Linked DNA regions of Homo sapiens: region 2 is linked to region 1. Evidence: chromatin loops called from intact Hi-C (ENCODE). Cell type or tissue: HepG2. All regions are shown on one strand. Links, peaks and the distances in the headings refer to the core of each region. The heading gives the core; the rest is flanking DNA.

The links. A loop is a pair of places that touch in the nucleus more often than their neighbours do. Peaks named below come from ENCODE experiments on the same cell type or tissue, not always from the same donor. Only the 100,000 strongest peaks of a DNase experiment are listed, where the experiment ranks them.
Region 2: it touches region 1 in a loop (11-fold over the local background); 2 of 110 quality-filtered maps call a loop at or near these places.

Annotation. Positions count from the first base shown.
Region 1 is chr2:202,826,957-202,843,737 of GRCh38, reverse strand. ICA1L (islet cell autoantigen 1 like) reads left to right here. Exons shown (of 13, transcript NM_001288622.3): 2 at 14,722-14,890. The coding sequence starts at 14,729. It also overlaps the pseudogene KRT8P15. Among named protein-coding and RNA genes, the nearest start is that of ICA1L, 36 kb to the left of the region's middle. In HepG2, for the core only: CTCF peaks have their summits at 12,009 (motif pointing left) and 14,842; a DNase peak (open chromatin) is centred at 12,017.
Region 2 is chr2:203,089,893-203,106,673 of GRCh38, reverse strand. NBEAL1 (neurobeachin like 1) reads right to left here. Exons shown (of 56, transcript NM_001378026.1): 11 at 9,041-9,127; 12 at 6,962-7,045. Among named protein-coding and RNA genes, the nearest start is that of NBEAL1, 83 kb to the right of the region's middle. In HepG2, for the core only: a CTCF peak has its summit at 8,750; a DNase peak (open chromatin) is centred at 8,743.

The DNA.
Region 1 (16,781 bases), core at 8,782-16,781:
GCACTCACTAGTGCTCTTATTCTCAGTTCTCTTAGCTGTTTAACAAGCATCTGCATCTCGCATTCTGTTACACAGCAGCAAGGATCCCTGCATCCCAGACACCAATGCCATTACTACCTGGGAACTCAGAACTGCAGTACCTCCACACATTTGTGCATCAGGCCTGAGTTCTGTGATTATTCCATGGGTGCTACTCATCAGGCACCAGTGCCAAGAGGGATCCCTTCAGCCATAGCTTCTCTGATGGGAAAAAAAATAGATTGGGGTGATCTTAGCAGTCATTGCCACCAAAGACCCCAACAACTCTTGCGCCACTGCAGAAACTCAGAACGTTGGTTGCTATGGATCCCTGTGATTTTTATCCATACCAATCTCAGCAGACAGAGCTGCACAGAGACCACACAGCTGGCACCCTGACTAGTGCCAGAACCACTGCACCCCACCCCATGGAGGAAAGTCAGTCCACAATGAAACTAGCCCATAAAGTCTACAAAAGGTAACTGTTCCACTAAGAGCACAGACATTAATGTAAGGCAACAAGAAAAATGGGAGACATAATACCACCTAAAAAACATAACCTCCCAGTAGCTGACCCCAAAGAAATGGACATATATAAACTGCCTCTCAAATAATATAAAATAATTGCTTTAAGTTTAGTGAATTTAAAGAAAAATACAGAGAAACATTTCACTGAAATCAGCAAAACAATAGATGACCAAAATAAGAAATGTAACAGATTAAAATTATTTTTTTAAAAAAATCAAATTCTGGAGCTGAAAAATACAATTAATGAACTAAAAAATGCAGTAGAGAGCATTAACAGCAGACTTGATGAAGCAGAAGAATTAATATGTGAACTCAAAGACAGATTATTTCAAAACATACAGTCAGAGAAGAAAAAATGAAGCTTAGAAGATTTAAAGCTTATAAGATTTTCTCAAAAGAGCAAATATCCTAGTTATAGGAGTTTAAGCAGAAGAAGAGAGGGACAAAGGACCAGAAAGTTTACTTAAATAAATAATAGCAGAAAAATTTCCAAATCTGAGGAAAGGTATAAATATCCAGGTATGAGAAGGTCAAAGGTCTCCAATCAGATTCAACCTGAACAAGATTACACTAAGATATAATCAAACTGTCAAAAATCAAAGATGAAGAGAGCATCCTGAAAGTAGCAAGAGAAAAGCAAATCACATACAAAGGAGTTCCAATAAGGCTAGAAGTGGATTCTCAGGAGAAACCTACAGGCCAGTAGAGAGTGGGATGATAAATTCCATGTGCTGAAGGAAAAAATAAAACTGTCAAACAACAATACTTTACTTGACAAAGTAGACCTCCAGAAATGATGGAGATAAAAGCTTTCTCAAACAAAAACTGAGGTAGTTCATCACCACCAGATGTGTCTTACAAGAAATGATAAAGGGAGTTCTTCAAGCTGAGAGGAAAGGATGCTAATGAGTAACACAAAAACATCTAAAAGTATAAAACTCATTGGTACAATTACACAAATTTAGAATAATAGTATAATGGTGGGTCTTTAATATGAATGTTAAAAAACAAAACTATTAAAAATAATGGCTGCAATAGGCCTGGTGCGGTGGCCCATGCCTGTAATCCCAGCACTTTGGGAGGCTGAGGCAGGCAGATCACCTGAGGTCAGGAGTTCGAGACCAGCCTGGCCAACATGGTGAAACCTCGTCTTCACTAAAAAAAAATACCAAAATTAGCTGGGCCTGGTGGTAGGTGCCTGTAATCCCAGCTACTCGGGAGACTAAGGCAGGAGAATCACTTGAACCTGGGAGGTTAAGGAGCCAAGATCATGCCACTGCACTCCAGTCTGGGCAACAAGAACAAAACTCTATCTAAAAAAAAAAAAAAAATAGACCAAGAAGCAGCTTCCCTGCTCCTTCTGGGATCTCCATCTGGTTCAGCCCACCTGCCTCCACTCCTGCATCAACCATGTCCATCATGGTGACCCAGAAGTCCTACAAGGTGTCCACCAGAGGTGGTCCTCTGGCCCCCAGGCCTTCGGCAACTGCTCCTATGCGCGTGGGCCCGGTGCCTGCATCAGCTCCTTGAGCTTCTCCCGAGTGGGCAGCAGCATCTTTCGGGGTGTCCTGGGTGGAAGTTATGGTGGGGCCAGTGGCATGGGAAGCATCACTGCTGTCACAGTCAACCAGAGCCTGCTGAGCCCCCTTAACCTGGAGGTGGAACCCAACATCCAGGCCGTGTGCACCCAGGAGAAGGACCCTCAACAACAAATTTGCCTCCTCCATAGACAAGGTACAATTCCTGGAGCAGCAGAACAAGATGCTGGAGACCAAGTGGAGCCCTCCTGCAGCAGCAGAAGATGGCTTAGAGCAACACGGACAACATGTTCGAGAGCTACATCAACAGCCTTAAGCAGCAGCTGGAGACTCTGGGCTTGGAAAGGCTGAAGCTGGAGGCAGAGCTTGGCAACATGCCAGGGCTGGTGGAAGACTTCAAGAACAAATATGAGGATGAGATCAACAAACGTACAGAGATGGAGAATGAATTTGTCCTCATCAGGCAGTATGTGGATGAAGCTTATATGAACAAGGTAGAGCTAGAGTCTTGCCTGGAAGGGCTGACTGAAGAGATCAACCTCCTCGGGCAGCTGTATGAAGAGGAGATCCAGAAGCTGCAGTCCCAGATCTTGGACACATCTGTGGTGCTGTGCATGAACAACAGCCACTCCCTGGACATGGACAGCATCATCGCTGAGGTCAAGGCGCAGTATGAGGAGATGGCCAACCACAGCCAGGCTGAGGCTGAGAGCATGTACCAGATCAAGTATGAGGAACTGCAGACGCTGGCTGGGAAGCACGGGGATGACCTGCGGCATGCAAAGACTGAGATCTGGGATGAACCAGAACGTCAGCCAGCTCCAGGCTGAGATTGAGGGCCTCAAAGGCCAGAGAGTTTCCCTGGAGGCTGCCATCGCAGATGCCTAGCAGTGTGGGGAGTTGGCTGTTAAGGATGCCAATGCCAAGCTCTCCGAGCTGGAGGCTGCCCTGCAGCGGGCCAAGCAGGACATGGCGTAGCAGCTGCATGAGTACCAGGAACTGACGAACATCAGGCTGGCCCTGGACATCAAGATCACCATCTACAGGAAGCTGCTGGAGGGCGAGGAGAGCCAGTTGGAGTCTGGGATGCAGAACATGAATATCCATATGAAGACCACCAGTGGCTATGCAGGTGGTCTGAGCTCGGCCTATGAGGGTCTCACAAGCCCCAGCCTCAGCTATGGCCTCGGCTCCAGCTTTGGCTCTGGCATGGGCTCCATCTCCTTCAGCCACACCAGCTTCACCAGGGCCATAGTTGTGAAGAAGATTGAGATCCACGATGGGAAGCTGGTGTCCGAGTCCTCTGATGTCCTGCCCAAGTGAACAGCTGCAGCAGCTCCTCCCAGTGTGCCCCTCCTGCAGCTGCCCCAGAGCTTGGGAGGGAGGCCGCTGTGCAGGGGAGCACAGGGAACAGGAGACCCACCTGAGGCTCAGCCCTAGCCCTCAGCCCACCCGTTCGTGAGTTTACTGCCTGGGGATCCCCCTTGCCCATTCCTCCAGCTACAAAACAATTCAATCGCTTTTTTTTTTTTTTTGGTCCAAAATAAAACCTCAGCTAGCTCTGCAAAAAAAAAAAAAAATTAAAAATTAAAAAAAATAATAATAATGGCTACAATAATTTATTAAGGGATATACAATATAAAAAGATGTAAATTGTGACATCAAAACCATAAAATGTCAGGCAGGGTAAAGTGTATACAATCAAAGTTAAGTTGTAATCAGCTTAACATAGCCTGTTATAACTATAAGCTGTTTTATGTAAGCCTCATGGTAAACACAAAGCAAAAACCTATAGTGGATAAACGAAAGATACAAAGTAAGGAATTAAAGCATACCACTAGAGAAAAATCGTCTAATCACAAAGGAAGAAGGCATGAAAGGAAAAAAGAACAAAAGAGCTGTAAAACAACCAGAAAACAATGAACAAAATGGTAGTACTAAGTCCTTACCTATCAATAATTACCTTGAATGTAAATAGATTAAATTCTTCAACCAAAAGGCAGACTGGCTGAATAGGTTAAAAAACAAAACAAAACACACACACACACACACACACACACACACACACACACACACACACACACACACACACACAGACTTAACTGTATGCTGCCTGGAAGAGACTCACTTCACCTTTTTTTTTTTTTTTTTTTTTGAGACGGAGTCTCACTCTGTTGCCCAGGCTGGAGTGCAGTGGTGCACTCTTGGCTCACTGCAAGCTCTGCCTCCCAGGTTCATGCCATTCTCCTGCCTCAGCCTCCTGAGTAGCTGGGACTACAGGTGCCTGCCACCACACTCAGCTAATTTTTATATTTTTAGTAGAGACGGGGTTTCACCTTGTTAGCCAGGACGGTCTCGATCTTCTGACCTTGTGATCCACCTGCCTCAGTCTCCCAAAGTGCTGGGATTACAGGCTTGAGCCACCGCGCCCAGCCAAGACTCACTTCACCTTTAAGGACACATTTAGATTAACTGAAAGGATGGAAAAAGATTCCATTCAAATGGAACCAAAAGAGAGTGGGGTTAGATATAATTATATCAGGTGCAGTACACCGATATGGTTTGGATATTTTGTCCCCTCCCAATCTGATGTTGAAATATGACTTCCAGTGTTGGAGGTGGGCCTGGTGAGAGGTGTTTGGATCTTGGAGCAGAGCCCTCATGGATGGCTTGGTACTGTCCCCATGGTGATAAGTGAGTCCTCACGGGATTTGGTTGTTTAAGGGAGTATTGTGCCTCGCCCTTCTTCTCTTACTCCTTTTCTTACCATGTGATGCACTGGATCCCAATCCCTTTCCACCATAAGGAAAAGCTCCCTGAGGCCTCATCAGAAGCAGTGCTAGCACCGTACTTCCTGTACAACCGGCAGAACCATGAGCCAATTAAACCTCTTTTATTTATAAATTACCCAGCTTCAGGTATTTCTTTATAGCAACACAGAAATTGACACACACTTTGTCAAAAAACTATAAAATGAGACAATTATTATATAATGAAAAGGGATCAATTCATCAAGAAGATATAATAATTGCAAATATGTGTTACATGCAACATCAGAGTTCCTAAATATATAAAGCAAATATTAATAGATCTGAAGAGATAGATAGCAATGCAATAATAGGAGACTTTAATACCCCACTGTCAACAATGGACAGATACCCAGAAAGAAATTCAGTAAGGAAACACTGGAATTCAACTACATTTTAGACCAAATGGATATAACATATATATGCAGAACATTCCATCCAATATTAACAGAATACAAATTCTTCTCAAGAACACATGGAACATTCTCCAGAATAGATCATGTCTTAGGCCACAATATAAGTCTTAAAAATTTATTAATTGAAATTAGGTAGCTTTTTCAATTGCAATGGTATGAAACTCGAAATAATAAGAACATTTGAAAATTCACAAATATGTGGAAATTAAACATCATGATCCTAAACAACAAACGTGTCAAAAAAGAAATTTAAAAGGAAATTTTAAAAATCTTAAAACTGCTGGGAACAGTGGCTACACCTGTAATCCCAGCAGTTTGGGAGGCCGAGGTGGGTGGGCCACCTGAGGTCAGGAGATCGAGATCAGCCTGGCCAACATGGTGAAACCCCGCCTTACTAAAAATACAAAAAATTAGCCAGGCGTGGTGGTGGGCGCCTATAATCCCAACTCCTTGGGAGGCTGAGACAGGAGAATCTCATGAACCCGAGAGGCAGAGGTTGCAGTGAGCCCAGATCACACCATTGCACTCCAGCCTGAGCAACAAGAGTGAAACTCCATCTCAAGACAAATAAATAAAATCTTGAAACAAACAAAAATGGAAATACAATATCCCAAAACTTAAGAGATGTTGCAAAAGAAGTTCGAAGAGAGAAGTTTATAGCAATGAATGCCTGTATCAAAAAAAAAAGAAAAGCCCTAAATAAACAACCTAATGTTATCCCTTAAGGAACTAGAAAAAGATGAACAAACTAAGCCCAAAGTTAGGAGAAAGAAGAAAATCATAAATATCAGAGCAGAAATAAATAGAGACTAGAAAAACAGTAGAAAAGATTAAAAGAAGAGCTGGTTTTGAAAAGAGAAGGCCGGGTGCGGTGGCTCACGCTTGTAATCCCAGCACTTTGGGAGGCTGAGGTGGGCGGATCACGAGGTCAGGAGATCAAGACCACGGTGAAACCCTGTCTCTACTAAAAATACAAAAAATTAGCTGGGTGTGGTGGCAGGCGCCTGTAATCCCAGCTACTCAGGAGGCTGAGGCAGGAGAATGGCGTGAACCCGGGAGGTGGAGCTTGCAGTGAGCCGAGATCGCACCACTGCACTCCAGCTTGGGTGACAGAGACTCTGTCTCAAAAAAACAAAAACAAAAAAAAACAACAACGGAAAATTGGTAAGCCTTTAGTTAGATTAATAAAAAAGAGGAAATGCTTAAAATCAGAAATGAAAGAGGGAGACATTACAGCTGATACCACAGAAATACAAAGGATCATAGACTACTATAAAAAATGATACACAGGCCGGGTGCAGTGGCTCATGCCTATAATCCCAGCACTTTGGGAGGCCGAGGTGGGCGGATCACTTGAGGTCAGGAGTTTAAGACCAGCCTGGCCAACATGGCGAAACCCCATCTCTAATAAAAATACAAAAATTACCTGGGCTTGGTGGCACACACCTGTAATCCCAGAAACTTGGGAGGCTGAGGCAGGAGAATTGCTTGAACCCGGGAGGTGGAGATTGCAGTGAGCCAAGATCGTGCCACTGCACTCCAGCCTGGGCATCCAAATGAGACTCCATCTAAAAAAATATCTATATCTATATATCTGTATCTATATCTATATATCTATATATATCTATATATATAGATATACACACACTAACAAATTGTATAACCTAAAAGAAATGGGTAAATTCCTAGACACATACCAACTTATAAAGACTAAATCATGAAGAAATTGATAATTTGAAAAGACCAATAATGAGTAAGGAGATTGAATCAGTAATAAGAAGTCTCCCATTAAAGAAAAGGCCAAACTTGATGATGCCACTACTGAATACTACCAAACATTTAGACAATTAAAACCAATCCTTCTGAAACTCTTCCAAAAAATTGAAAAGGAAGGAGATCTTCCAAACTAATTTTACAAAGGCCTGATACCAAAGGCAGACAAAAACAGTACAAGAAAAGCAAATTATAGGCCAATATCTTTGATAAACATAGATGCAGAAATCCTCAAGAAAATACTAGCAAACCAAATTCAACAGCACATTAGAAGGGTCATTCACCATGATCAAGTGGGATTTATCACTGTGAATCTGCATATTCACCATATGCGAATCAATAGTGATACACCATATTTACAGAATAAAGGACAAAAACTTTATAATTATCTCAATAGATACAAAAAAGGCATTCAACAAAATTCAGCATCCTTTCATGACAGAAACACTCAACAAATGAGGTAGAGAAAGAATGTCTCTCAACGTAATAAAGGCCTTGTATGACAAGCCCGTAGCTAACATAATGCTCAGTGAAAAATTGAAAGTTTTTTTTTCTGAAATCAAGAACAAGACAAGTATGCCCACTTTCAGCGCTTCCATTCAACACAGTATTGGAACTCCTAGCTAGAATAATTAGGCAAGAGAAAGAAATAAAAGGCTTTCAGATTGTCAGTGAAGAAGTTAAATCGTCTGTTTGCGGACAATGTGATTTTATATTTAGAAAACTCTGAAGACTCCACCAAAAAACTATTACAAGTAATACATTCAGTAAAGTTGCAGGATACAAAATTAACACAAAAATCAGTAGTGGTCAGACATGGTGGTTTATAACTGTAATCCCAGGACGTTGGGAGGCTGAGGTGGAAGGATCACTGGAAGACAGGAGTTTGAGACCAGCCTGGACAACATAGTGAGACACCCATCTCTACAAAAAATAAAAAAAAAATTAGCCAGGTGTGGTGGCACAAACTGTAGTCCTAGATGCTTGGGAGCCTGAGGTGGGAGAATTGCTTGAGCCCAGGAGTTTGAGGTTACAGTGAGCCATGATCATGCCATTGCACTCCGGCCTGGGTAACAGAGTAAGACTACGTCTCAAAAAAAAAAAAAATCAGTAGCATTTCTACATACTAACAACAAACTATCTGATAAATCTGGCCAGGTGGGGTCCCTCACGCCTGTAATCCCAGCACTTTGGGAGGCCAAGGTGGGAGGATCACTTGAGGTCAAGAGTTTGAGACCAGCCTGGCCAACATGGTGAAACCCTGTCTCTAGTAAAAATACAAAAATTAGCCAGGTGTGGTGGCATGCACCTGTAATCCCAGCTACTCAGGAGACTGAGGCAGGAGAATTGTTTGAATTTGGGAGGTGGAGGCTGCAGCACCACTGCACTCCAGCCTAGGCAACAGAGCAAGACTCTGTCAAAAAAAAAAAAAAAAAAAAAAAGGAAGAAATCAATAAAACAATGCCATTGACAGTAGCTAGTAAAAAAATTAAAATACTTAGGAATAAATTTAACCAAGGAGATTTAAAATGTATACACATTTTAAAACATTATGTCATACATCATAAATATAAATATATACAATTTTTACTTGTCAATTAAAAATAAGTAAGCCTGGGCAACATAGTGGGACATTGTCACTACAAAAATAAAAATAAATTAGCCAGGCATGTTGGTGTGTTGCCTGTGGTCCCAGCTACTCCAGAAGCTTAGGTGGGAGGATTACTTGAGCCCAGGAGTTTGAGACTGCAGTGAGCTATGATTGTGCCACTGTACTCTAACCCAGGCAACAGAGTGAGACCCTGAATCTGTAAGTAAAATAAGTAATGAAAAAAATATATAGCTAAAAATTAGAGATTTCAGTGTATGTAAATTTAATGAAAAAGAACTATATGATGATGATGATGGAGTGAGGTGGTAAAGAATGAGTAAACATATCAATGATGTTTTTAAAATGGCAGCACCTTGATAATTGAGCTGCTATTTTATTGTTGTCTGTGTGTGGTAGGGTTTTTTGTTTTTGTTTTTTTGAGACAGAGTCTGGCTCTGTCACCCAGGCTAGAGTGCAGTGGCACAATCCTGGCTCTCTGCAACCTCCACCTCCCAGTGTCAAGTGATCCTCCCACCTCAGCCTCCCTAGTAGCAGGGACTGCAGGTACTTGCACCACGCCCAGCTAATTTTTGTATTTTTTGTAGAGAAAGGATCTTGCCATGTTGCCCACGCTGGTCTTGAACTCCCAAGCTCAAGTTATCCACCCGCCTCAGCCTCTCAAAGTGCTGGGATTACAGGTGTGAGCCACCACACCCGGCCTCTATGCATGTTAAAGTTATATAATGTGAAGAAATTAAGAAAGAAACAATAATCTTATATTTACCAGGACATTTAACAATTACAGTCCTTCCATTCTTTTCTATAAATCCAAATTATCTGGTGTAATTTTCTTTAAGACTGAAGAATTTGTTAAAATTTTACTTCAAAAATTATTTTTAATTGAGAAAATGGTAAATATTTGTCATGTACATTACGTTTGAAACACTGTGGAATGGCTAAATCAACATAATTAACATATGTATTACCTCATCTTTTTTTGTGGTAAGAACACTAAAAATCCTGCCTCATAGATATCTCCAAGAATATAATACATTGTTATTAACTATAGTCCCTTTGTTGTACAATAGAACTTACTCCTCCTAACTGAAATTTTGTGTCCTTTGACAAACATCTTCCCAATACCCCTCCCCCCAGCCTCTGGTAACTACCATTCTACTCTCTACGTCTATTAGTTCAACTTTTTTAGATTTTACATGTAATTGAGATCATGTGGTATTTGTCTTTCAGATTTATCCATGTTGTCACAAATGACAGGATTTCTTTCTTTTTAAAGGCTGAATAGTATTCCATTGAGTATATATACCATATTTTTTAATATGTTCAGCTGTGATATACATAACATCTGTAATGTTAGCATTTCTGAAAGTCTCCAGATCTGATCAGGTAGTCTCTCAGAGCTTTATTTGAAAATATCTTTATTTTGCTTTCCTTCTTTTTATTTTTTAATTTTTTATTTTTTTAGAGACAGGCTGTCACTCTGTCGCCCAGGCTGGAGTGCAGTGGTGTGATTATAGTTCACTGCAGCCTCAAACTCCTGGGATGAAGCAATCCTTCTGCCTCAGCCTCCTGAGTAGCTGGGACTAAAGGCTCACACCACCATACATGGCTAATGTTTCTTTTATTTTTTTGTAGATATGGAGTCTTGCCATCTTGGCCAGACTGGTCTTGAGCTCCTGGGCGCCAGTGATCCTCCCCCACAGCCTCCCAAAGTCCTGGGATTACAGGCCTGAGCCACTGTGCTCCCACTACTTTCATTTTTAAAAGGACAGTTTCAGTAGATGTGGAATTAGGGGTCAACAGGTTTTTCTCCTCTCAGTACCTTAAATATATCCTTCCATTTAGTCTGACTTTTTTTTGTTTTTATTGAGAACTGACCTGTTTGTATTTTTGTTACCTTGTGTGTAATATGCCATTTTTCTCTGTTGCTTTCAAGATAGGTTTTCTTTGCTATCTTTTTTTTTCCCTATATAGATTTAAGCAGTTTGTCTGTGATGTGTCTATTTGTGTTTTCTTTGTATTATCCTGCGTGGGGTTTGTCATTTAGCTTATTGGATCTGTAAATTAATGTCATTCACAAATCTGGGGATGTTTTATTTATTTGAATATTTTTCTATCCCATTCTATCTCTTCTTTGGGTTCTCCTCCTTCCTCCTCCCACCCCTTGCCCCAGTTTTTAGATTGGTAATTTTTGGTAAGAAGAACTTTTGACTTCTGCCATCTTCAGTTTGCTCTTAATCTTGTCCAGTTATTATTATTTTTTTAAGAGGCAGTCTGTCACACAGTCTGTCACCCAGGCAGGAGTGCAGTGGCATAATCATAGCTCACTGTAACCTCAAACTTCAGGGCTCAAGAGATCCTCTTGTATCAGCCTCCCAAAATGCTGGGATTACAGGTGTGAGCCTCCACATCCAGCTGCAGTGAATTTTAAATTACAGTTACTGAACTTTGTAACTGGAGAGTTTGAGTTTTACTTGTTTTCTAATATTTTCAGTGTGTTCATTTATTGTGCATACATCCTACTTTAAGTCTGTGTATATGTTAATAATAGTTGGTTTAATAATTATCTCATAATTGCAGTATCTGGGAAATCTTTTTTTTTTTTTTTTTTTTGTGACGGAGTCTCACTCTGTCGACCAGGCTGGAGTGCAGTGGCTCACTGCAACCTCCGCCTTCCGGGTTCAAGCGATTTTCCTGCCTCAGCCTCCCATATCTGGGAAATCTCTGGAGTCTGTTTTTATTGACTGCCCTTTCCCCACTGGAGTATGGGTCACATGTTCCTATTTCTTTATATGTCTAGTGTTTTTTGATTGGATACTTGGGATTTTGAATGATGCATTTGAGAGATTCTGGATTCTGTTTTGCTTCTCTGAAAAAGAATTTTTATTCTAGAAGCCAGTTAACTTGACTGAACTCAGACTCCAAACTGTCTCCTCTGGAGTGGTAGTGCTGAAATCTTCACTTAGTTATTTCCTCTTTCAATGGCTGATTTTCTGCCACGATTCCTGGGTTTCCCTCCCTTGCCTCATGATTCGTTTAGTGATTAGCACAGGTCTTGGGAGGACTTTATACACAAATTTTGGGGTTTCCTCCTCTTTGGCTCCCTCCCTTTTATGAAATCCCTCCTAAATATCTGATAGTTCTGCCAGCCTTGAACTCTGTTATCTGATATGTCAAGCCAGTAAGACTTGGCTTCCTGCCTAACCTACCCCCAGTGGCAAGCAGATTTAGCAGTGCCCTTGGTCATAAAAACCACAAATGTGCAAATCTCACCTTTTGCAGATTTATCCTCCCAGTCACTTTCTCCCTTTGCCAGGGAACGTGTGCCCTCTGCAGGCAAGATAGTTTCCAGAAATGGAGGAGTCTAGTTTTTTGCTGTCCAATCAGATGTTACTCTTTCTCTCCCAAAGAGATATGGAGAGAGTGGTTGCGAGGACAGGAGTATATTGTTTGAGCTACATCAATATGGAAGTTGATGTAGGGAGAGGTATTCTCTCCTGATACTCCCTAGTATTTTGTTCTTCGAATTGAGCCTAAACCTGCAGTCAGTTTAGTAGAAGAGATTAACAGTTTGTCATATAGTTGGACTGCTGATAATTATAAAGTTGGGAGTGGAGGGAAGGAGGAGGAGGACTGAAAGCAGTTGAGAGCAACCAAAAGCAGAAAGAAACTGGATGGGAAAGAAAAACTAAGTTTCTCTCAAGACGCTTGATGTGTCAGGACAGTATAATGCTTATATCAAATCCATGCTCCCTAGGTACCCAAATTAAATTCCCTCTCTATTCCAAATTATGTCCAGAGAAATTATTCAGGATAACATATTAAGAGGTTTGGCAATTAAATGGTGATTAATATATACTGCCCAGGAATATGGGAGGATATCCAAAGGATAATAATCTAGAGGCTATCTGGAAAATTGGCCACTTTGTGGACTTTACAGCTTGTCCTTGTTCTATTTTATGCTTTTTATTTAAATCTACTTTGTCTGATATTAATATAGCTATTCTAATTTCATTTTGCTTCTATTTACCTGGTATATCTTAACTCATATCTTTATTTTTATCTTTGTGTCCTTTTGTTTTAGGTAGATCTCAAATAGCATATAGTTGGATTTCGATTTTTGTTTTTTATGATTCGAGATTCTTTGTATTTAAAAAGAAGTTTGCATCTATCATACTAAATAATATAATTGTTCTTCTTCCATCTTCTTGTTTTGTACTGTGTGTTACATGCCTTACTCTTGTTTTTCCCACTCGGTCTTTTGCTTTTGCTAAAGTTTTTCTGGCTCTTTTGTTTTACCCCCAGTAATTTGGAAATTAGACATTCTATTTTTATTTAATTAGTAATTACTTCAAATTAAAAGAAAGTGAACCTCTATTTCTTTACTAACATGAAAAATACAATAGCATGTATCGATGTGCCTGGAAATAACGAATGAGTCACATACTTTAGTATTTCCCTTTTGTTCCTACTCTTACAGTTTGTTGGAATAATTTGGGCTTTAGATCCAAAATGTTATTAGTATTTATTCTTTTTACATATCCTTAAAGAAATACTTTTCACTCTGCATTTCCTTATATAGCCATGTTAACCTTGTTAAGAATAACTTCTTGGAGGTTATTTTTTATTTTTTATTTTTTTTGAGACGGAGTCTCGCTCTGTTGTCAGGCTGGAGTGCAGTGGCGTGATCTTGGCTCACTGCAACCTCCGCCTCCTGGGTTCAAGTGATTCTCCTGCCTCAGCCTCCTGAGTAGCTGGGATTACAGGTACGTGCCACCATGCCCGGCTAATTTTTTGTATTTTAGTAGAGACAGGGTTTCACTATGTTGGCCAGGATGGTCTCGATCTCCTGACCTCATGATCCACTCACCTCGGCATCTGCCCACCTCGGCCTCCCAAAGTGTTGGGATTACAGGCATGAGCCACTGCACCTAGCATATGTTAATTTTTATGTTTACAGTTTACAATGTCCATCTGTATTTCTTTTATAACATATCTTCCCTTATACTTAAGGACTTTATTTGTGTTGATTTATTGGACACTAAAATATTTCTTTGAGTGATTTTTAAAGAGTATGTGTTGGAATCTTTGCATATCTGAAAATATTAAATGGATGTTTGACATAGCGATTATAACTATAGGAAATTTTCCTAAGGAACTGATACTAGTATGTAAAGATGTATGTACAAGTTTATTTTGCAGTTTTATTACAAAAGCAAAACTTAGAAAGTAATAAACATCTATAAATAGATATCAAATAAAATATAATTTTTTCTAGACATAACTGCAAAATCGTAAGTTTTATTACGTTTGTCATCTAACTAAAATTAATATAAATATAATTAATCTTTTGCCTGTTTCTTGTGCAAGTTGAAATTATAGCATACATTTAGACCATATAAAGCAAGTATTAGCATGTCTGACTGAGAACATTAATATTAGGGGCCAGATGTGGTAGTTCGCACCTGTAATCCCAGTGCTGCATGAGGCTGAGGCAGGAGATTGCTTGAGCCCACATTATTCTGAACTATGATTGCACCACTACACTCCAGCATGAGCGATGGAACGAGACCCTGACTCTAAAAAAAAATTACATTTAGTACCTTTTTTCCATTTGTCAGATTAAATATTGGCTAGCTAAACATATTTATTGAGTTTTTTTTGGTTTTTTTGTTTGTTTGTTTTTTGTTTTTGTTTTTGAGACGGAGTCTCGCTTTGTCTCCCAGGCTGGAGTGCAGTGGCGCGATCTCGGCTCACCGCAAGCTCCGCCTCCCGGGTTCACGCCATTCTCTGCCTCAGCCTCCGGAGTAGCTGGGACTACAGGCGCCCGCCACCATGCCCGGCTAATTTTTTTTTGTATTTTTAGTAGAGACAGGGTTTCACCGTGTTAGCCAGGATGGTCTCGATCTCATGACCGCGTGATCCGCTCGCCTCAGCCTCCCAAAGTTGTGGAATTACAGGCGTGAGCCACCGTGCCCAGCCTATTATTGAGAATTTTTAAAAGAAGTTTAATTTTAGTCTGTTCATTGTAGTCACTCCATGGATTCCTTTGGGCAACCCAGACCAGAAGATAATCAGTCAGTAGTCAGAAGAATGCAAAAGAAATACTGGAAAACTAAACAGGTCTTTATCAAAGCAACAGGAAAAAAAGAGGATGAGCACTTGGTGGCGTCTGATGCTGAACTGGATGCTAAACTTGAGGTAAATTTGAGGATTCTATGTATTGCATATAACCAGCCATTATTTGGGGCTCCAAGGGGAACTGCAACAGGTTTTCACACTGGAGAGTTTATGAGGATAAATGCAAATTTGATAATAGAATGTTTAGTTGTATCCATCTGTCAATCAGAGCTCTGAATAGGAGGTCACGGCTCTCACAAACTGAAAATTTGCAAAATTGGTATTCACTAACTTAGATAAAATATGAATAAAGTAGTTTCTCTGGCATGCATAGTTTTCAAGCTAAGTCTTAATGATTACATTCCCAGTTGAGACCATATACTCATTATATATCAAGTCATACTATTTTGTAGTACTTTGATGTGAAGTCTTATACCTCACTGAAATAATTAAAATCAAATAGCAAATGAAGATAATAGTTATTGTTTCTATTTTATTAAAAGATAGAGTTATTGAAATATTTCCTAATGCCTTTTTTGGCTGTTTTTTATTTTAAATAATTGCCATGAAACAATTTTAAACCAATAAATGGTTTAAAGTAATTAGGCTAATAGAGAAGAGTGTAATATAAATGAATTAAAAAGTCTGTTTTTTTTTTTTTTTTTGGATGGAGGTTCGCTCTGGTTGCCCAGGCTGGAGTGCAATGGGGCGATCTTGGCTCACCACCACCTCTGCCTTCTAGGTTCAAGGGATTCTCCTGCCTCAGCCCCCTGAGTAGCTGGGATTACAGGCATGTACCACCATTCCCAGCTAATTTTGTATTTTTAGTAGAGACAGGGTTTCTCCATGTTGGCCAGGCTGGTCTCGAACTCCTGACCTCAGGTAAGCCACTGTGCCCAGCCCAAGTCTGAATTTTTAAATGCAGATTTACTAACTCAGCATATATATACTAATTAAAGCTAACTCTTAACAAATATTTCTAAGCAGGGATTCTGTTATGCTTGGAATATAATCATTATGGTGGGATTCTTAAAAATATGAGTCTAATTAAACTGGTCTTGATCAAGTATTTTCATCCTGCAAAAAGTAAACTTACCTCATTGCCAAAACAAATATGGAAATAGATAAAAATTTAACGAGCTTTTACTATTTGTGTTGAAAAGTATTTCTAGGATTCAATGACAAATGTGTAAAAATGAAGACTTTATTATTATTGGTGTTGTATGTTTTAACGCAACAGGAACTTGTTCCAGATATATTCCCATAGAAGTGGGAATATATAAGGTTTTGGTATTGTTTTACATTGTTAGGTCATCTGTGGGTGACATGTTTTATATTCAGTGTAAATCTGGCCATTAGATGAATATTTGGAATCAAGAACTTTCTCCCACATTTGTACTATTTTTTTAAGAATGAGAAACAGTTTTATTATAAAAATAAAAATAGTACATAAACCTTGCAAAGACCTATGGAAAAAATAATCAAGCATAGTCACTTCATCTTAGTAGAACTATCTTTTCTGTATTTTTTTTTTTTGAGATGGAGTCTCACTCTGTTGCCCAGGCTGGAGTGCAGTGGCACGATCTTGGCTCACTGCAACCTCCGCCTCCCGGGTTCAAGCGATTCTCCTGCCTCAGCTTCTGAATAGCTGGGATTACAGGAGCCTGCCACCATGGCTGGCTAATTTTTGTATTTTTAGTAGAGACAGGGTTTCAGCATGCTGGCCAGGCTGGTCTCAAACTCCTGACCTCAGGCGATCCACCCGCCTCAGCCTCCCAAAGTGCTGGAATTACAGGCATGAGCCACCGCGCCCAGCCTTTTGCATTCTTTTCTAATCTTCTTCCATATGCATTTAAAACAGATTTTACAATTGCCAAATCCAGATACCAAATGCACTTCAAACATGTCTAAACTCATAAGGAAAATTGATGCCTGCTCCTCCTTTTAAGATTTTAGTGTTTATTATCAATCT
Region 2 (16,781 bases), core at 4,113-12,112, 270 kb before region 1:
ATATTTTCTCATGTATTTTTGTTATATAATCTTTTGAATTTTAAACATGCCAGCTATTATATGGACAAAAAAAAACAACTTTCAAGGAAGACTGGAACATCTTTTCTCATGTTTGAATTTCAGAATACAGTACAGGCAATCCATTATACTCATAAACCAGTTATTTAGGACTTAAAATGGTTTCCATCGTACAGCAACTAGTATTAGATGGAGATTAAGTCACAAGCCAGACTGTAAAAGTTGTAAAAGCCTATTCAATAGGAACCTAACCATGAGTTATGTCAACATTTCTAAGGCAAAAGTTAGAGTCTCCTAACACAAACCAATGTAATCTAAGGAATACAATGAAAGGCATGTTTCAGAAAACAGGGAGTAATTAATTCACTTCTGGTACCAGGAAGGTGAGGCATAAAGTATATTAGATGTGGCAGATAAGAGTGTAAAGTAATAATAAAAGTCACTGACATGTATTTAGCACTTATCATGTGCCTGGCACTATGCTTACCACTTCACACAGATGACCTCACTAATCTTATCAGCATATGAGGAAACTACCAGTATAACTGGACAGAAGAACAGTCAGTGGCAGTGAATGAGAAGAGACAGAAAACTCTAAGGGTTAGTGAATACAAGAAGCAGAATTTCCATGGCCATACAACCTGGAAAAACTAGTATCAAATTGATAGGCTATTCAAATGTGAAAAATGTCATATTTTAGGCAGTCATAAACTGACTAAATAAAGGGTCATTATTTTATTAATGAAGAAAAACTCTGATATAAAGCTTAATTTTTTAAACTCATGAACCACAGAACCACTTAAAAGTATCCTTCCAACACCAGTGCTCATGTCCCATTCTTTGCCAACACTGTAAATCCTATCAGTTTGCAGTTCAATCATTAATGTCTTTTAAAATCTTAAAGCAGTGCCTATAGGGGTTTGTCTTTAAAATTATCACAAGTATAGGCAAACAATAAATAACCTCATTCTTATATTAAGATATTTTGTGAATGATTTTATTTCAGGTGTTAAGCCACATGTATTACATACTTTCATACATCACTTCAGAATTTACATAGTGAAAATCGGCACATCTATTTAAATATTTTAAAACTTGGAGATACATCAGGCTAACAGCAGACCTTTCAACAGAAACCCATACAAGCCAGAAGCAACTGGGAGCATATATTCAGCTTTCTTTTTTTTTTTTGAGATGGAGTCTCGCTCTGTCACCCAGGCTGGAGTGCAGTGGCGCGATCTCAGCTCCTGCAAGCTCCACCTCCAGGTTTCACACCATTCTCCTGCCTCAGCCTCCCGAGTAGCTGGGACTACAGGCGCCCGCCACCATGCCTGGCTAATTTTTGTATTTTTTTTTTAGTAGAGATGGGGTTTCACTGTGTTAGCCACGATGGTCTCGATCTCCTGAACTCATGATCCGCCTGCCTCAGCCTCCCAAAGTGCTGGGATCACAGGTGTGAGCGACTGCGCCCATCCATATTCAGCATTCTTAAAGAAAAGAGGCTGGGTGCAGTGGCTCACACCTGGGATCCCAGACTTTGGGAGGCTGAGGGGGGTAGATCACGAGGTCAGGAGTTCCAGACCAGCCTAGCCAAAATGGTGAAACCCCACCTCTACTAAAATACAAAAATTAGCCAGGCGTGGTGGCAAGCACCTGTAATCCCAGCTACTCCGGAGGCTGAGGCAGGTGAATTGCTTGAACCCAGGAGGCAGGGGTTGCAGTGAGCCAGGATTACATCACTGCACTCCAACCTGGGCAACAGAGCAAGACTCTGTCTCAAAAAAAAAAGAAAGAAAGAAAAAAGAAAAAAAAGAAATTCCAAAGAATTTCATATCCAACCAAACTAAGCTTCATAAGTGAAGGAAGAATAAGATCCTTTTCAGAGAAGCAAATGCTAAAAGAATTCATTACTACCAGACCTGCCTTACAAGATATCCTGAAGGGAGTGCTAAATATGGAAAGGAAAGACCATTACCAGCCACTACCAAAACACACTTAAGTACATAAACCCATGACACTATAAAGCAACCACACACACAAGTCAACAAGTCTGTATAATAACTAGCTAATAATATGGCAGTAGGATCAAATATGCACAGATTAGTACTAACCTTGAATGTATATGGGCTAAATTCCCCAATTAAAAGGCACAGAGTGGCAAGTTGGATAAAAAACCAAGACCCAGTGGTATGCTGTCTTCAAGAGACTCATCTCACATGCAGTGACACCCATAGGCTTAAAGTAAAGGAATGGAGAAAAATCAACCAAGCAAATGGAAAATGGAAAAAAGCAGGGGTTGCTATTCTTACTTCAGACAAAACAGACTTTAAACCAACAAAGATCATAAAGACAAAGAAGTTACATAATGATAAAGGGCTCAATTTAACAAAACCTAACTATCTTAAATATATATACACACTCAACACAGAAGCACCTAGATTTGTAATTCTTAGAGACCTACAGTATACTTGGACAGATCATTGAGGTAGAAAACTAACAAAGATATTCAGGACCTGAGCTTAACACATGACCAAATGGACCTAGTAGAGATCTACAGGACACTTTACCACAAAACAAGAGAATATACATTCTTCACATCTGCACATGGGACATATTCTAAAATCGACAACACAATCAGACATAAAATAATCTTCAGCAAATTTCAAAAAACCAAAATCATACCAACTACACTCTCGAACCATAGTACAATAAAAATAGAAATCAAGACTAAGAAAATTGTTCAAAACCACACGCTTACATGAAAATTAAACTGTCTACTCCTGAATGACTCCTGGGTAAATAATAAAATTAGAGCAGAAATAAAGAAATTATTTGAAACTAATGAGAAGATACAACATACAAGAATCTCTGGGACATAGCTAAAGCAGTGTTAAGAGGGAAATTTATAGCACTAAACGCCCACATCAAAAAGTTAGAAAGACTGCAAATCCAACAACCTAACATCACAACTAGAGAACTGGAGAAACAAGAGAAAACCAATCCCAAAGCTAGCAAAAGGCAAGAACTAACCAAAACAGCGCTGAACTGAAGGAAATTGAGACATCAAAAACCATACGAAAGATAGGCCGGGCACAATGGCTCACATCTGTGATCCCAGCACTTTGGGAGGCTGAGGCAGGCAGATCACTTGAGATCAGGAGTTCAAGACCAGTCTGGCCAACATGGTGAAACCACATCTCTACTAAAAATACGAAAATTAGCCAAGCATGGTGGCATGTGCCTGTAATCCCAGCTACTCAGGAGGCTGGCAGGAGAACTGCTTGAACCCGGGAGGCGGAGGTTGCAGTGAGCTGAGATCGCGCCACTGGACTCCAGCCTGGGTGGCAGACAGAGACTCTGTCTCCAAAAAAAAAAAGAAATACAAAAGATCAACAATTCCAGGAGTTGATTCTTTGAAAGAATTAATAAAATAGATCACTAACTGAACAAAGAAAAAAAAGAGAGAATATCTAAATAAACACAATCAGAAATGACAAATAGGACATTACTACTGACCCCACAGGATACAAAAAACCCACAAAGACTACTATGAACACCTCTATGCACACAAGCTAGAAAACCTAGAAGAAATGGATAAATTCCTAGAAACATACAACCTCCCAAGATCAAACTAGGAAGAAAATGAATCCCAGTAAAGACCAATAATGAGTTCCAAATTTGAATCAGTAATAAAAAGCCTACCAATCAGAAAAAGCCCAGGACCAGAAAGATGCACAGCCAAATTCTATCAGATACATAAAAAAGAGCTGGTACCATTCCTACTGAAACTTTTCCAAAAAATTGAGGAGGAAGGACTCCTTTCTAACTCCTTCTATGAGGCCAACATCACCCTGATACCAAAACCTGGCAGAGACACAACAAATAAAGAAAACTTCAGGCCAATATCCTTGATAAACATAGATGCAAAAATCTTCAACAAAACATTAGCAAACAGAATCCAGCAGCACATCAAAGAGCTAATCCACTATGATCAAGTAGGCTTTATCCATGGGATGCAATGTTGGTTCAACATATGCAAATTAATAAATGTGATTCATCACATAAACAGAACTAAAAACAGAAACCACAAGATTATCTCAATAGAAACAGAAAAGGCTTTCAATAAAATTCAGCATCGCTTCATGTTAAAAACCCTCAACAAACTAGGCACTGAAGGAACATACTTCAAAATAAGAGCCATCTATGACAAACCCACAGCCAACATCATACTGAATGGGGAAAAGCTGGAAGCATTCCCCTTGAAAGCCAGAATAAGACAGGGATACCCTCTCTCACTACTCCCATTCAACACAGTACAGGAAGTCATAGCCAGAGCAATCAGGCAAGAGAAAGAAATAAAAGGCTTCTAAGTAGGAAGAGAATAAGTCAAACTCTCCCTGTTTGCAGACAATATGATTCTACGCCTAGAAAACCCCATAGTCTCTGCCTAAAAGCTCCTTGATCTAATAAACTACTTGAGCAAAGTTGCAGGATACAAAATCAATGTACAAAAATCAGCAGCATTCCTATACACCAACAATATCCAAGCTAAGAGCCAAATCAAGAATGCAATCCCATTAACAATTACCACAAAAAGAATAAAATAACTGGGAATATGGCTAACCAGTGAGGTGAAAGATCTCTACAACAAGAATTACGAAACACTGCTGAAAGAAATCCGAGATGACACCAACAAATGGAAAAATATTCCATGTTTATGAATAGGAAGAATCAATACTGTTAAAATAACCATACTGCCTGGGCTGGTGTGGGGGCTCACGCCTGTAATCCCAGCACTTTAGGAGGCCGAGGTGGGCAGATCATTTGAGGTCAGGAGTTCCAGACCAGCCTGGTCAACATCGTGAAACCCTGTCTCTACTGAAAATACAAAAAAATTAGCCAAGCATTGGTGCACACCTGTAATCCCAGCTACTTGGGAAGCTGAGGCAGGAGAATCGCTTGGACCTGGAAGATGGAGGTTGCAGTGAGCTAGGATCACGCCACTACACTCTAACCTGGGTGAGAGAACGAGACTCTGTCTCAAAGAGAAAAAAAATGACCATACTGCCCAAAGCAATTTACAGATTCAGTGCTATTCCTATCAAACTACCAGTGGCATTCTTCACAGAATTAGAAAAACCTATTTTAAAATTAATATGGAACCAAAAAAGAGCCTGAATAGCCAAGGCAATCCTAGACAAAAAGAACAAAGCTGGAGGCATCACATTACCTGACTTCAAACTACACTACGAGATTACAGTAACCACAACAACATAGTACTGGTACAAAAACAGACACATAGACCAGTAGAACAGAAAAGAAAGCCCAGAAATAATGCTGCACACCTACAGCCATCCAATCTTTGACAAACATGACAAAAACAAGCAATGGGAAAGGGCTCCTTTTCAATAAATAGTACTGGGATAACTAGCTAGCAATATGCAGAAGACTGAAACTGGACCCCTTCCTTACAATACACAAAAATCAACTCAAGATGGATTAGACTTAAATGTAAAATAGGACCTGGCAAAGATTTCATGATGAAGCCATCAAAAGTAACTGCAACAAAAACAAAAATTGACAAATGGGACCAAATTAAACTAAAGAGCTTCTGCACAACAAAGGAAACTATCAACAGAGTAAACAGACAACCTACAGAATGGGAGAAACTATTTGCAAACCATGCATCCAACAAAGGTCTAATATCCAGAATCTATAAGGCACTTAGACAAATCAACAAGTAAAAGCAAATAACCCGACTAAAAAGTGCGCAAAGGACAAGAACGGACACTTTTCAAAAGAAAACAGGGCTGGGTGTGGTGGTTCATGCCTGTAATCCCAGTACTTTTGGAGGTCGAGGCAGGCGGATCACCTGCGGTTGGGAGTTCAAGACCAGCCTGGCCAACGTGGTGAAACCCCATCTCTACTAAAAATACAAAAATTAGCCGGGCTGTGGTGGTGCACACCTGTAATCCCAGCTGCTTGGGAGGCTGAGGCAGGAGCATCACTTGAAACCAGGAGGCGGAGGTTGCAGTGAGCTGAGATCGTGCTACTGCACTCCAGCTTGGGCGACAGAGGGAGACCCTACCTCCAAAAAAAAAAAAAAAGAAAAGAAAACATGCAGCCAACAAGCATATTAAAAAATGCTAAACATCACTAATCATTAGAGAAATGCAAATCAAAACCACAATGACATACCATCTCACACCAGTCAGAATGGCTATTATTAAAACATCAAAAAGTAACAGATGTTGGCAAGGTTGTGAAGAAAAGGAAACACTTATACACTGCTGGTGGGATGCAAATTAGCTCAGCCATTATGTAAAGCAGTCTGGCAATTTCTCAAACAACTCAAAGCAGAATTACCATTCAACCTGGCAATCCCATTATTGGATAAATACCCAAGGGAATATAAATTGTTCTACCATAAAGACACATGAACATGTATGTTCATCATAGCACTATTCTCAATAGCAAACACATGGAATCAACCTAAAGCCAATTGTAGACTGGATAAAGAAAATGTAGTATATATACACCATGGAATACTACACAGCCATAAAAACAAAGGAGATCATATCCTCATATCCTTTGCAACAATGTGGATGGAGCTGGAGGCCATTATTCTAGGCGAACTAACACAGGAATAGAAAACCAAATACCACATGTTTTTACATATAAGTGGGAGCCAAACACTGAGTTCATATGGACACAAAGAAAGGAACAATAGACACCAGGGCCTACTTGAGGATGAAAGGAAGGAGGAGCGGGAAGATTGAAAAACTACCTATTGGGTACTATGCTTATTACCTGGGTGGCAAAATAATCTGTACACCAAATCCCCATGATATCCAATTTACCTATATAACAAACCTGCACATGTACCCCTGAACCTAAAATAAAAGTTAAGAAAAAAAAAAAAGCTGGAGGATATATGTTTCACCTTAGCAGCTGGAGATTTGTTCATTACTGCGGTCAAAGCCTGAATGGTTGATATGGCCAAACAATCCAATTGTCCCTGAAACACCTATTGAGGGGGAAGGGGAAACAAGAAATTAACAAATGTGCTCACGATTTTTATTGAGTTAGGAAACCTTTGGTCTGAAAACCTGAAAAAATAATTACTTAACATGCATTACATTCCTCTTCTGATGAAATGGATTTCTGAAACACTATAACCTGCAAGGAAAGTTACCTATTTAAAAGAAAAATAAACCACATGTCAAGGAGGATAAGGCAACATTCACTTATTACATTAAAATGTTTTGAGAAAAAAACAAGCTTAACACATGCTTTTTAAAAATAATGGACAATCTCAAGAGGAAGGGAGGGAGGTCTATCATTCATTGGAAATCCTATTACTTTTTTTTTTTTTTTTTGAGATGGAGTTTCGTTCTTGTTGCCCAGGCTGGAGTGCAATGGTGCAATCTCGGCTCACTGCAACCTCCGCCTCCCAGGTTCAAGTGATTCTCCTGCCTCAGCCTCCTGAGTAGCTGAGATTACAGGCATGCGTCACCATGCCCAGCTAATTTTTGTATTTTTAGTAGAGACAGGGTTTCTCCATGTTGGTCAGGCTGGTCTTGAACTCCTGACCTCAAGTGGATCCACCCACCTCGGCCTCCCAAAGTGCTGGGATTACAGGTGTGAGCCACCATGCCCAGCCAGAAATCCTATTATGTTTTAATTCCCCTTCAAAACTACACTTGAACCATCCAGGTTTAAATTCCATTTGCATGTATAAAAAGACAGCTAAAATAATCTTGTTTATCTAGTTTCCAAACCCTGTGTTAAAACTAAGATGGCATGTGCATATGCCAATCAATTATACTTATAAACAATTAAATATATCTATTTTTATATTAAATGGAAAATTTGAGGCAGACACAGAAAATGAAATAAGTATCTCTAAGTATTGTCATGTTTTTGAGAAGGCAACTTTTAATCCTAAAAGTTGTATGAAAAAATAAAAACTAGCCTAATTTTGTCTATTACTGTTTAAGTTTCATCAAAAAGAAGAGATATGTTAAATTCCAGGGCAGTGTATTTATAGCAAAAACAAAAACTAACATCAAGAATATTAAAAAACTGAACATGACTGTTATATCAGGCTTAGACAATCATGAAAGCATAGAATCACTTACAATTTGGAATTGTAATGTGAACCTCTAAGAGACTATAATAATTGTTTTATTAATCTACATTAAGTAGGCCTTAAGAGGGATTAACATTTATACAGAAATCTAAAACAATATTCTGTAAATTGGCATTTCACATCTAGAATAAAAAATAATTAGATGATAATGTGTCTTGTTATACAAAAATTCTATTTATAAACTTGGACATTAACACAATGTTAATAAAAGACAATATGTAAGTTTATTGGAAATATTTTGGAAGAGAAAAATAACGTCAATTTTTAAAGGTAGTTTTTTTTCAAACTAAATTACCTAATGTATTGAGAGAAGCAACATAAATTACATATTTTTGCTTTATTATACCTGTATAGACTTGAATTTCTAGAATACAAAAAGTCAAGTTTTATGCTAAATTAACAGAGAGTTCAGCATCTTCTTCCCTTCCTCCAAGATTCAGGTTGTCCATTGAATTATAATCATCACTTGTCAATAAGAAGCAAAGAATCAAGATATTAACAATGACCATACATATTCACAAAGAAAGCCCTAAGGTCCCAATATACCACAGTGCTTAGAAAAGTCACCACCAGGTGGACAGCATTGTACTGAGATCCCATTCCTGTACTTTATATCTCCTCAAATTGAAAAGACCATACACACGTAGAGGGAATGGAATGGTACTGATTGTTTGTATCAACCACCAAGATATTTATCCTTTAGATGAAAGCAATTTTTAACTTTTTAGTAATTTTCAAAAATAATTAATAAATATTAGAATTTGACAATGTTTGTGTATTTTAGGACATAAGAAGAAAAGCACAGGAATAGTTATTCCCATTGGCTGATTTTGGACTTCAGCTGAAACAAGATGCAGGCTTTGTAGATACCTGGTCCTCATTCATTTCTGTCAGTAATTTGTTGGCAAGGTCTTTCTCGTTCTTGTCTGCCACCTTATTGTTAGCATTTAAAAATAGCTGTTAAAAACAGAGACAAGAATAATGGAGAAAGAACATTAAATTGTTACCTATAAGCAGCAATGAAGCTTAAATGGGTTTCCATGTCTCTTGAAAATAAACCCAAGAATTCCCTTGTGAAATATACTACACTTTTAGAAATTAAAGATTATTCACTTTTTGGATTATGAACTAATAGTAGTTTAGATATTTCTCTCTTGGAATTCAAAGTTACTAAAATAAGAAACAATGGCAATAATTAGGACTAGTTAATATTCCTAAATTCTTAAAGAATCAGCAGAGAATGTCTCACAGTTGATATGGTTTGGCTCTGTGTCCCCACCCAAATCTCATCTTGAATTGTAGCTCCCCAAATTCCCATGTGTTGTGGGAGAAACTCGGTGGGAGTTCTCATGGTAAGTGAATAAGTCTCATTAGATCTGATGGTTTTATAAAGGGAAGTTTCCCTGCACAATCTCTCTTCTCTTGTCTGACGCCATGTGAGACGTGTCATTCACCTTCCACCATGATTGTGAGGCCTCCTCAGCCACAAGAAACCGTGAGTTCATTAAACTTTTGTAAATTGTCCAGTCTCCGGTATGTCTTTATGAGCAGCATGAAAATGGACTAATACACACAAAAAAGAAGGAAAGCTGTTACTGACACAAACCAAAGATACCGTAGTACGTAACACCCAGTATGGTTCTATAGTTAAGGAAGTTTGTGAAGTGCTATCAAACTAACTTTAAAAATGGTTCTTTCTAGAAGTACTTCCTCAGAGTCTCAAATATGCTAATGGATACTTTGACAAGGGAGGTCACGGTGCAGCATTTCCAAAATTTATCTGACCACACATTTTGTTAAAACATTAGTTTAAAAGTATTCTCCAAAGTCATCAAGAATTGAGCTTCATTTATATTCATTTGTATTCTGTAAAGGAAAATTGAGATTATCTCTAGCATACATGGGCATTACCCTCTTCTGAGTAAAATAAAGAAATCAAGTATTTTAGTTTCAGTATATAAAAGTCAGCATCCCAAAAGGCCTTCAACTTGCCCACAATTTGAAAAAAATTCAAATGATACTCAAAGGGAGAGACAGATTTATAAAGGAATTTATTAAGAGCATGCTAAGGAACAAGGTTCTTAGGAAGTTCTATTATTTCAGAAATGAGAAAACAAAAGGTCGAGTTACATGCTGAAATATGCAATATAAAATAAACTGCATAGAGGTATGGTATTATATGTTATGGAAGAGTATATGTAAGGCTTAACATAACAATAAATTGATATATACACTACAGGCCTTGGAATCAGAGACCTGAGTTTGAATTTTGGTTCTGCAGCTTACTGGCTGTCTGATTTCAAGGAAAACTACTTCTCCAAGCTTTTCTCAAAAATAGGGAGAAAAATACCTCATCAAATAGCTATACATATTAAATGACATAATCCACGCTAGCTTATTAGCATAGTATCTGGCACATAACAGAGACTTAACAAATGAAAGGTGTCAGCTGGGTGTGGTGGCTCATGCCTGTAATCCCAGAACTTTGGGAGGCTGAGGTGGGCGGATCACCTGAGGTCAGGAGTTCCAGACCGGCAGCCTGGCCAACATGGTGAAACCCTGTCTCTACTAAAAATACAAAAACTAGCCTGTAGTCCCAGCTACTTGGGAGGCTGAGGCAGGAGAATCACCTGAACCCGGGAGGTGGAGGTTGCAGTGAGCAGGGATAGAGCCACTACACTCCAGCCTAGGTGACAGAGTGAGACTCTGACTCAAAAAAACAAACAAACAAAACAAACAAAAAACAAATGAAAGGTGGTATTATTACAAGCAAAGGTTTTTAAAGGAATAATATTTCATATTTAGGTCAAGGGAAACAAATAGTCAGATAAAACTGGTCAGTGTAAAAATGAGTAAAATCTTTCCAGAAAGCAATATAGCAATCCGTAAGAAGAATCTTTAAAACAATTCTTGGGCCGGGCGCGGTGGCTCACGCCTGTAATCCCAGCACTTTGGGAGGCTGAGGCGGGCGGATCACCTGAGGTCAGGAGTTCGAGACCAGCCTCAACATGGGGAAACCCCGTCTCCACTAAAAATACAAAATTAGCAGGGAGTAGTGGTGCATGCCTGTAATCTCAGCTACTCGGGAGGCTGAGGCAGGAGACTTGCTTGAACCTGGGAGGTGGAGGTTGCGGTGAGCCGAGATCGAGCCATTGCACTCCAGCCTGGTCAACAAGAGCAAAACTTCGCCTCAAAAACAAACAAACAAACAAACAATTCTTATTCTTTAACCCAGTAACTGTATTTCTAAAAATCTACCCTAAGAAACAGTCAAAAACACCAAGATTTTAGCAGCTGTAAAGACTAGGTAATGGTTTTGAATTCTTCTCCTTGCTACTAAAGATAATAGTTTTCTTCTTTGCTTTTCTCTTCTTTTTTTGAGACGGAGTTTCACTCTCGTAGCCCAGGCTGGAGTGCAATGGCACAGTCTCGGCTCACCGCAACCTCCACCTCCTGGGTTCAATCAATTCTCCTGCCTCAGCCTCCTGAGTGGCTGGGATTACAGGCATGCGCCACCACGCCTGGCTAATTTTTTTGTATTTTTAGTAGAGATGGGGTTTCACCATGTTGGTCAGGCTGGTCTAGAACTCCCGACCTCAGATGATCCGCCTGCCTTGGCCTCCAAAAGTGCTGGGATTACAGGCGTGAGCCACTGAGCCTGGCCTATTCTTTTCATTAATTCAAGTATCTTTGGGCAGCTTAAAAAATTTACATTAATTCAAATCATATCCCTGTAATTTAGTAAAACAAAAAAACTGATAAATGCTTAAGGTTCATCATATCTATCATAAAAGTTAAATGTATGATTCCATGGAATTGTAAAGTACTCTATAGTTTGATGAAACTCATTTGCCAAGCCGAGAAGCCTTTACACAAATACTTACGGAAATCAACGCATACTTAAATAGGCTGACGAATCTCATACAAAAAGAAAGCATGAAAACAGCAGCCGCCAGCTTAAGGTTGTCCATCTGATTCATAAATTGTTTATGATATTTTAAACTTTATTTGCCAAAGTTTCCAATGGGTCTAAATAGCAAAACTGTCTTTATTCTATACTACTATATAAAAAGAACATAAAGGATTCATTTCTTTACTAACAAACAAATAATTTAAACAAAAAGTAATCGTGGACATCTGTGGCATCATGCGGTATATTTGGGGAGTTAGGTTTTCATAAGATTTCAAAGATTTTTATATATTCAGGAATCATATCAACTATGTCCATAAAATGTTTTTATATCAATAAAACCTTTGATTCTCCTATATTTAATATACAGAAAACATTTTTCCCTACTGACTAAACTGTGACCTTAAGTTCCAGTAATACAATTAGAAAATTATATATTACAATGGACTTAGGGTCAGAAAACCTGGGTTAGAAATCCTACCTCCATCAATTATTAGTGTTGACCTTGGGCTAATCATTTAATGCCTTAGGACATTTTTCCTTATTTGTATAATGAAGAAGTTTAGAAGCTTATTTCAAAGATTCCTCTTTGTTGTGAAGACTTAATGGCTTCAATGAATAGTGATAAATCTAAAGTAATTCTGACAAAAAAAAAATTCCAGAAATAAGGAAGACTATTACGGCCAGCAGGGAAGGCCCAGGTCCCAAAGCTTGGTTTTCCCTGTTTTTTTTATTGTTTTTGTTTTTTTGAGACAGAGTCCTGCTCTGTCACCCAGGCTGGAGTGCAGTGGTGTGATGGCTCACTGCAACCTTCACCCTCTAAGTTCAAACGATTCTTCAGCCTCTCTAGTAGCTAGGATTACAGAGGTGTGCCACCATGCCCAGCTAATTTTTGTATTTTTAGTAGAGACGGGGTTTCGCCACGTTGGCCAGGCTGGTCTCAAACTCCTGACCTCAAGTGATCAACCCGCCTTGGCCTCCCAGAATGCTGGGATTACAGGCATGAGCCACCACCATGCCCAGCTAGTTTTCCCTCTTCAAAGAGATTTCTTCTCCAGCATTTTTGTTTCAAAACAAAATGTGATAGGTGGTATCAAAGAATTAACTTTTAAAGGTCATGATTCCGGATGTAAATTTTAATAAACTTTGGCCTATAAAGAACAAATATTAGCTCACCATCATGATAGCTATGACAAACAGCTTTGTATTTTTTAAAAAGATATTCATATCAGAAATTTGTTATATCTGAGTTTCATATACTGAAGAAAAACCAATGCTAACAAATTTTAGTAGGAATTACATTGTATCCTAGAGATGACCCTATAAAGCAGATTCTTTTTTTTTTTTTTTTTTTTTTTTTTTTAGACAGAGTCTCCCTCTGTCGCCCAGGCTGGAGTGCAGTGGTGTGATCTCGGCTCACTGCAACCTCCACCTCCTGGGTTCAAGTGATTCTCCTGCCTCAGCCTCCCCAGTAGCTGGGACTACAGGCATGTACCACCACGGCTGGCTAATTTTTTATATTTTTAGTAGAGACGGGGTTTCACTGTGTTAGCCAGGGTGGTCTCAATCTCCTAACCTTGTGATCCGCCTGCCTCAGCCTCCCAAAGTGCTGGGATTACAGGTGTGAGCTACCGCATCCAGCGGATTAGCAGATTCTTTACACATGTGAGATGTTGGCTTTATCACTGAATTTGTCTTTATAACAATTTACTTCACCAATATATTCTTTACTATTTGATTTTGATGCTATTCTTTACTGCAGTGAAGTGACATAAATGCTTTCAGAAATATCCCTCAAAACAGTGTGAAAAAATTCAAGGAGGTGATACTAAAATCTTTATTCTGAATTACTCTCATAGAATTAACCCCTGGTATTCCTCAGCAGGAAATCAATGAAAAGAATACCTCAAATAGAAAGGTAAAAGCTCTTTGAAGTAGTTTCATTTACAAAGGCTTTATGAAGCTCTCTAAAAAATTTCTGATACCATCATGATACATGGAAATATCCTATATTCTTTTTTCTGTTTTTGAGACAGAGTCTCACTCTGTTGCCCAGGCTGGAGTGCAGTGGCACGATCTCAGCTCACTGCAACCTCCATCTCCTGGGTTCAAGCAACTGTTCTGCCTCAGCCTCCTGAGCAGCTGAGACTACAGGTGCGCACCACCACACCCAGCTAATTTTTTTTTTTTTTTTGTATTTTTAGTAGAGACAGGGTTTCACCATATTGGCCAGGCTGGTCTCGAACTCCTGACCTCGTGATCCACCTGCCTCAGCTTCCCAAAGTGCTGGGATTACAGGCATGAGCCACCATGCCCAGCTTAGTTATGTACTCTTCCACATTGCTGCTACATGTATAAATTAGTAAAAAAATTCAAAAGCAAATTGCATGTATATCAAGAACCTTAACCATATTTCTGCTATTTTTCTACTTTTCTATATTTTCCAATGAGTTACAACTTGTTTTTACACAATGTTCTGTTCCCTAATTTAAAAAAGAAACAAGAAAAGTGTACGCCCTATGACCTAGTAATTCTACTAGAAGTAAAATTCTATTTTGGAAATAAATTAAGTTCCTACTAGCAGGGTGTAGTTAAGTAAATTATGGTACATCCACTTAATACAATATTATATAGACATTAAAATTATGGCACATGAAAATAATGAAATATCTTAAATGAAACAAAAGTACAAAATTACATGCATCAAATGCTCACACTAGTGTTAATGCATAACAAAAAAGACTTTACAAATCAACAAGAAGACAATAACAAATCTGATTTTAAAATGGGCAAAGGACTTGAATAGACATTTCTCCAAAGATAGATATACAAATGGCCAATAAGCACACAAAAAGGATGCTCAATATCACTAATCATTAGAGAAAGGCAAATCAAAAGCACAATGAAATACTACCTCATACCCATTAGGACAGCCACTATCAAAAAAGAAAAAAAACAACACTACTGCTGGCAGGGATGTGTAGACATTGAAAACTTTGTGCACTGTTGGTATGAATGTAAAATGGTACAGCTACTATGGAAAACAATACAGAAGTTCCTCAAAAAATATTAAAAAGTGAATTACCATATATCTAGTAATCCTACTTCTGGGTATATACACAAAAGAACTGAAAATGGTATCTTGAAGAGATATTTCTATACCCATATTAACAGCAGCAGCCAAACGGTGGACGCAACCCAAATGTCCACTGATGGATGAATAAGCAAAATGTGGTATATACATACAATGGAATATTATTCAGTGTTAGAAAGGAAGGAAATTCTGACACATGCTACGACATGGACGAATCTTGAGGACACTATGCTAAGTGAAATAAGGCAGTCATCGAAGAAAAAATACTATATGATTCCACCTTTATGAGGTATCTAGAGTAGTCAAATTCATAGAGACATAAAGTAGAATAGTGGTTTCCAGGGGCTGAGGTGAGAGGAAACCAGGGAGCTGTTTAATGGGTATAGAGTTTTCATTTTACAAGATGAAGGGCTCTGGAGATGGGCTGCACAATAATGTAAATGTATTTAACACCACTGAAGTGTACACTAAAAAATGGTTAAGATGCTAAATTTTTATGTTTTATATATTTTAACATAATTCCTTTCCTTTCTTCCTTTCCTTTCTCCCTTCCCTTCCCTTTCCCTTTCCTTTTCCCTTTCCTTCCTTTCCTTCTTTTCTTTTCTTTTCTTAAGACAGAGTCTTGCTCTGTCACCCAGGCTGGAGTGCAGTGGTGTGATCTAGGCTCACTGCAACCTCCGCCTCCGGGGTTCAAGCAATTCTCTTGCCTCAGCCTCCCAGGTAGCTGGGATTACAGGCATGCGCCACGACACCTGGCTAACTTTTTTGTATTTTTAGTAGAGACGGGGTTTCCATGTTGGCCAGGCTAGTCTGGAACTCCTGAACTCAAGTGATCTGCCCACCTCGGCCTCCCAAAGTGCTGGGATTACAGGCATGAGCCACCGTGCCTGGCCCCACAATTATTTTTAAAAAGACTTTAAAAATGCCTACAGGCTAGAAATAATCATATATAATTTATTTTATTTTTCTCTATTTACCTTTTTTCCTATAAGAAGTAACATTTTCATAATGAAAAAATAAGCTTTACCTTAAAAGTAAAAAAATGCTACTTCTACTGGATGCTCTCAGTTGTAAGTGGGAGCTAATCAATGGGTACACATGAACATACAAAATAGAATAACAGACACTGGAGACTCCAAAAGGTAGGAAGGTGAAAGGAGGCTCGAGGTTGAAAAATTATCCATTGGATATAATGTTCACTATTTGGGCAATGGGTACACTAAAAACCTAGAGTTCATGGAATATATCCATGTAACAAAACTGCACTTGTACCTCTTAAATCTATAAAAAAAAAGTTTTTTTTAAAGACATCCTATTTCTTACATGAGAACTTATAAGGTGAATAATTACAGCCAAACATTCAAGCCAGTTATGTGGGTAATAATTAATTTAAATGTGCATTTAAAAAATCAATCCATATGTCATAAAATAAACTTCAATATGCCTATTTTAAAATTATGTCCATCAATAGCAGACGCAAGATATGTTCATTGTTAAAGAAAGATTTTTCTGAAATTTGACTTTAAAACATTTTTCTCAAAGTGGCAAAGGAAAATATTTCTAACCAATTAAATTTTATTCTTTTTAAGTTAAAACAGAAAATGAAA